2 separate regions of the Mus musculus genome follow, and region 2 is linked to region 1. A link is a loop called in an ENCODE intact Hi-C map of the cell type or tissue named here. Cell type or tissue: heart. All regions are shown on one strand. Links, peaks and the distances in the headings refer to the core of each region. The heading gives the core; the rest is flanking DNA. Region 1 has its middle 14 kb from the start of Gm30941. Region 2 has its middle 6.5 kb from the start of Rcan3.

The links. A loop is a pair of places that touch in the nucleus more often than their neighbours do. Peaks named below come from ENCODE experiments on the same cell type or tissue, not always from the same donor. Only the 100,000 strongest peaks of a DNase experiment are listed, where the experiment ranks them.
Region 2: a loop joins it to region 1, with 3 times the contacts of the local background. A loop is called at or near these places in 1 of 42 quality-filtered maps.

The regions. Positions count from the first base shown.
Region 1 is chr4:135,666,111-135,669,023 of GRCm38, reverse strand. No RefSeq gene overlaps it. Among named protein-coding and RNA genes, the nearest start is that of Gm30941, 14 kb to the right of the region's middle. In heart, for the core only: CTCF peaks have their summits at 1,391 (motif pointing right) and 2,612; no DNase peak of the experiment used is centred there.
Region 2 is chr4:135,438,853-135,441,765 of GRCm38, reverse strand. No RefSeq gene overlaps it. Among named protein-coding and RNA genes, the nearest start is that of Rcan3, 6.5 kb to the right of the region's middle. In heart, for the core only: a CTCF peak has its summit at 1,374 (motif pointing left); a DNase peak (open chromatin) is centred at 2,365; H3K4me3 peaks cover 611 bases; H3K27ac peaks cover 1,475 bases.

The DNA of each region.
Region 1 (2,913 bases), core at 250-2,749:
TTTTTTTTTTTTACCTGTACTACATAATGTTATTTCTTGTAAAGGTATTAGGGAACACAGTGGGTTGTTTTTTTTTTTTTTCATAATCAGTCACTAGAAGAAAACTAGAATATAGTCACATTGTAATTCTATACCACTTTAAAGGTTTACTGAAATATATAAGCTACAGGGGAAAAATAAAGTTGTTGAAGCTTGCTTGTTGGAGTCTGGTCCATCCACCAAAAATGTGTGTATGTGTTATATGTGTATGTAAAGTGATTGGAGCTTTACTCCATCCACTAAGTATGTGAATGTCTGTCTGTCTGTCTGTGTAAAGTTGTTGGAGCTTTGATCCATCCATCAAATGTGTGTGTGTATAAAGTGGTTGCAGCTTGCTTCATCCACCAAGTGTGAGTGAGTGTGTGCCTGCCCAATATCATCACTGATCCCACATCCCCTCCTTGGATCTCTGAACACATTGCCAGAGCTGGTCTTGTATATCTGTCTAAGAAACTTGGTCCGAACATTCTTTTGCCTTCTCTTCAGTTCTGTTGTCTTGCTCTTCCTGCTCCCCGTGACTGCAGAATACTTGGGTAAAGTGGGGTGCTTAGAAACTACCCTCTTGCCGGGCTTGGTGGCGCACGCCTTTAATCCCAGCACTTGGGAGGTAGAGGCAGGCGGATTTCTGAGTTCGAGGCCAGCCTGGTCTACAGAGCGAGGTCCAGGACAGCCAGGGCTACACAGAGAAACCCTGTCTCGAAAAACCAAAAAAAAAAAAAAAAAAAAAAAAAAAAAAAGAAAAGAAAAGAAAAGAAAAGAAACTCCCCTCTTGCAGCACACACATAAACACACACACACACACACACACACACACACACACGGGCATGTGCACGCATGCATGCATATGCACACACATGCACATTCTCTGCCTCCCCCGCAAAGATAATAAAAATCTAAAAACAACTACAATGTAAATGTACTGGAGCCTTGGGCACAGCCTGCAATCCTCGCCCCTACAAGGTTAAACAAATGTAATCGTGAAGCTAGCTAGTCTTCAGAGACTTCCGCTACCATTTGTAGCTGCATTTTTCAAAGACATGCAACATGGACAGTACTTAGATTCTGTAAGAAAATTTCACTGAGCATATATCTTATAAGATCAGGATACAACTCAAACCTTCATAATAAAAACAAAACAAAAAGCCCTTCCAATTTCTAACGACTTCAGAGTTGTTCCGAGTAGAAGGAATAAAGGCCTGTATGTTGGAGCATGACCCTCACATGCGTGGGTGCGTGCTTTATTCACTGACGGATGGACGAATCCAGCTAGGAGGGATCAAGCCACCCGGACCAGCCTCCAAACCCCACTCCTTGCCCAGAAGCATTTTTAGATAATTGCATACACTTCCTAATATGAACACAAGGGGGCACCATACACCAAAGGAAAGTGACCCACGCTGCAAGCCTGATAATTATATCACCAGGTCAGTTTTTTGGCGCGGGGGCGGGGGGGGGGGGCGGCAGGATAAGACCAACATCCTTGACATCCTTCCTACCTGAAAGTTTTGGATGTGTCCATCGGAAGGCTCTGGGAACCAGAGGGGCACACTAGGGAGGGAGATGGCAGGTAACAGCTCTCAAGCAAGCCTGGCTTGGCAGCTTCCGCTGTGTATATATGTTCTTCGCGCCAACAATACTATTATTCTGGGCTTCCATTCTTTCTTATCCATCAGATCAGAGTGAGAATTCCCTTATCTTCCCTTCCCTCTATGAATCCTCTCCCCCCACCTGTGTTTATTTTATGCAAAAGAGCCCTGAGAACACCAGGGAGCCTCAGGCTGAGACTAACCTTTGAGGACTATAGTGGCAAAGGCTGGTGAGGCAGCCAGGCTGTAACCAGCTCCAGGTGGTAGCAGCTCAGGAGGTGGGAAGAAGTGGTCCTAGTCAGGAGCTTACTTCAAAAGCAAAGCCAGTGAGAGCGACTATGAGTTCGGATGAGAAGCTAGAGAAGAGGGCAGCAGGGACGATATTGGTATCATCTTCAGTGGACCGAGACCTTCTATTGAGTGGAGGAGATGGGTTTAGGGGTTCATATTTAAATGTGGTAAATCTGGAGTGCCACTGAGGTCATTCAACACATGAAGAAAGACAGGAGACGAAAGGACCAAACCTGATGCCTTTCTCGAGGTCTCTTGAAGATAACAAGGCTCCAGCAGGTGGACCACGTGAGGCGTGAAGACCAATTCGTGGCTCCGTCCATCCCTTGCGGCACTCCTGGCAGACATTACCAATTCATCCCCACACTCAGGATCCTCCTCAATTTAGAGCTCGAGACAGCTGCTACCAAGAGCTGAGGCCAGGATCAAGCCTTCCTCAGGCTTGACAGAGTCTAAGGATATGGTTAAAAACAAGCTTTTGAGTAAGAGGATGCTGGCTGAAGGCTCATATCTCTATCAAATTCGCCATGACCATTCAAGAAAATTGCTCAGTTCAATGCTGAGGCCATTGCGAGCATCTAACCAGCAAGAGAAAAAGCAGCAGCAAAGATGTCGAACTGTTGTGTCAGCCAGAATGTTCTAGAATTAGTCTCCATTGCTTGCTGTTTCGGACCTTTCCAACGTCGGTGGAAGAGTGTAATTCCTGGAGTGTCCAGAGGGCGGCGATCTTAACACTTCTTTGCCCACAGAGATCCAGGAAGTGGGTGGTGACTTTTACCTGGAGAAAGGTCTGTTGATGGTCCTAGCTAAGACTTAACCCTTCTGGGTACAATGAACAGAGTTTCTGCCCACCCCACCCCCTTCACCCCCCATCGGTCTGGTCCTCTCAGACACTCTTCTTGCTCTCCTTTGGTTAATAGGTTCAGGCCACGCTGTCCAACTACCCCCAAGGTGTCCATCCTACCTGGACTTCCTGTCCAGTCTCCCAAACTCAAGT
Region 2 (2,913 bases), core at 199-2,698, 230 kb after region 1:
TTCCGTTCTAGAGAATAAAACTACACGTATCAGAACCGTTTCTATTAACAAATAACTAAATACAAGCTACAATCTGACTAGGTATGATGGGAGAGGCAGGTGAACCTCTTTAAGTTCGAGGCTAGCCTGGACTACATAGAGAGGTCCAGGCCAGCCAGGGGCTCTATAGTAAAACCCTGACTTTTAAAAAAGGAAAGAGAGAGAGAACCTGGAAATATATGTAATATGATATATATACATATCCGTATATAATTGTATTTATTTGAAGTGTTGGGGAAAATGGAGCCTTAATTTGTGTGCCTGCACTCACACACCTGCCTGCCATGGCACACTGCACCTGGAGAGGTCAGGAGTCTGCTTTTGACTTCCATCTTGCTGTGTCAGGGTTTCCCTTGGTTTTTGCCTCACCCTACTCCAAGTTAGCCCATCTGCAAGCTTCAAGCGGATCCTTCTGTCTCTGCCGCCCACCTCACCGAGGGAATTCTGGGATAAGAGATGGGCACTACTGCACCCAGCTTTTTACATAGGTTCTGGGGACCCAACTCATCAGGTTTGTGCAGCCAGGACCTTGACCGGCTCAGCTGTCTTTCCAGCATGATTTTTTTAAAGCCACGGGTGAAAAATAATTAGAAAAATGAGGTGTAATAACTCACACTTGTAATTCAGCACTCTGGAGCCAGAGGCAGGAGGATTACCTTAGTTTGAGGCCAGTCTAAACGACACAGTGTGTTCCAACAGAACATAAAACAAAATTTTGAGTGTCACAGGCTGACAGGATGGCTCAGAGGGCCAGGGGCCTTGTCACTAAGCCTGATACCTAAGTTCAATTCCTGGGACTCATGTGGTAGAAAGAGAAAACTGACTCAAGTTGTATACAGAGAGAGAGAGAGAGAGAGAGAGAGAAAGAGAGAGAAACTGACTCAAGTTGTATACAGAGAGAGAGAGAGAGAATGTAGAACCATAGAAAATAGGCAGTGGTGGTGTGCACCTTTAATCCCAGCACTGGGGTGGGGGTAGGGGGGTAGAGGCAGGCGGATTTCTGAGTTGGAGGCCAGCCTGGTCTACAAAGTGAGTTCCAGGACAGCCAGGGCTACACAGAGAAACCCTGTCTTGAAAAAACCAAACAGAAACAAAAACAAAAAACAAAAAAAGACAAAAAGAAAAGAAAAGAAAGCTTTGCATCTTAATGCACACTTGTAATCTCAGCACTGGGGAGCTGGGGCAGGGAGACTGCAAGTTCAAGGTCAGCCTGGAGTGCTACCTTAACAAAAAGGAAAAGTTGGCTGGAGAGATGGCCCCACAGTTAGGAGCACCTGCTGCTCTTACAGGGAACCCAGAGGGGTTCTAGCACCCACACGGCAGCCATTATCTGTAATTCCAGTTCTAGAGTATCTGATGCCCTCTTCTGGCCTCCATAGGTACTGCATGCACATTTTGTGTGTGTGTGTGTGTGTGTGTGTGTGTGTGTGTGTGTGTGTGTGTGTGTGTGTGTGTTCATATACACATACATACTGTGGTGGTTTGAATAAGAATGGCCCCCAGAGGCTCGCAGATTTGAATGCTTATTCACCGGGGAGTCATACTAATAGGAAGTGTGGCCTCGTTGGAAGAAATGTGTCACCCAGAGTGAGGTTTCAGACGCTCAAACCAGTCCAGTGTCTCTCTCTTCCTGCTGCCTGCCGAACTCCCGGCTATCTCTCCAGCACCATGTCAGCCTGCATGCCGATATGTTCCTGCCATGAAGATAATGGATTAACCGCTGGAACTGTAAGCCAGTCTCAAGTTAATGTTTTCCTTTGTAAGAGTTGTTGTGGTCATGGATTCTCTTCACAGCAATAGAACACTAAGACAAACACTCATGTCTTTTTTTTAAAATGGACATCACTACAGTCACTATTAATTAGACTTAGTAAGTGAAAAAATATCTCAAAGTAGATACAGCAAAATACAAAACATGTACTTAAAGAGATTTCAACAACTGGACAGTGGTGACCCACACCTTTAATCCCAGCACTCAGGAAGCAGAGGCAGATGGACCTCTGAGTCCAGCCTGGCCTACAGTGCAAGTTCCAGGATGGCCAAGGTTATACAGAGAAACCCTGTCTTGAAAAACAAAATAAAAGAAGCAAAACAGAACAAAACAAAAGATTTCAACAGGGAAACCACGGAGGGAAACCTTTGAACAAATGCAGTTTGTTGTACTCAGTCACGCCGCTGTAATCACTCAGTAAACTTGGGCGGTTTCCCCTGAGGAGCAGCTAGGGACAGCTCACCCATCCCCCCCATGATCCAGACACTGCTGTTGTTAGCTTTCTGTCTGTAGAAGAGGAACTGGAAAGCCTCACTCGCGGAGGATGCGGGCCCTGGGAGGGGCGGGCCCTGGGAGGGGCGGGCCCTGGGAGGGACGGGCCCTATAGGCACCTACAATGGGTCCTTCATTTCCTAAGAAGTTTGTGCAAGTTCGCGCTCTTTGTCCTGCTGTCCTCTGCCGGAACTCTGAAACAAACGTGGATGCAATAATGTAAAAGGCAGTCACCGAATGCTTAATTATACAAATGGAAGTTCTCAGGAAACCCTGAATCTACCAATTAGCTAAATAATTGCCCAGGGTGAAGTTTTAGCTCATCATTTTAAAATATTTTAAAATAAAATTTGGAACACAAGGAAGTACTGATTGGCATTAAGCAAATAGAGGGGAGGTCCAAATTGAATAATTCCAACAGTAAGTCTAATTATAAAGAGGAAATATACCCAAATATTGAAGAATGGCTAGCTCTACAGTTGACTTTAGTTTTCTTATTATCATTTGCTTTCAAATTATCTATAAAGGCCAAGTCTAATTTTGATAATAAGAACATTTAAAATATCCCAAGTCTACAGAATGCATCTCCAAACCAACATTAAAGTGGTGCC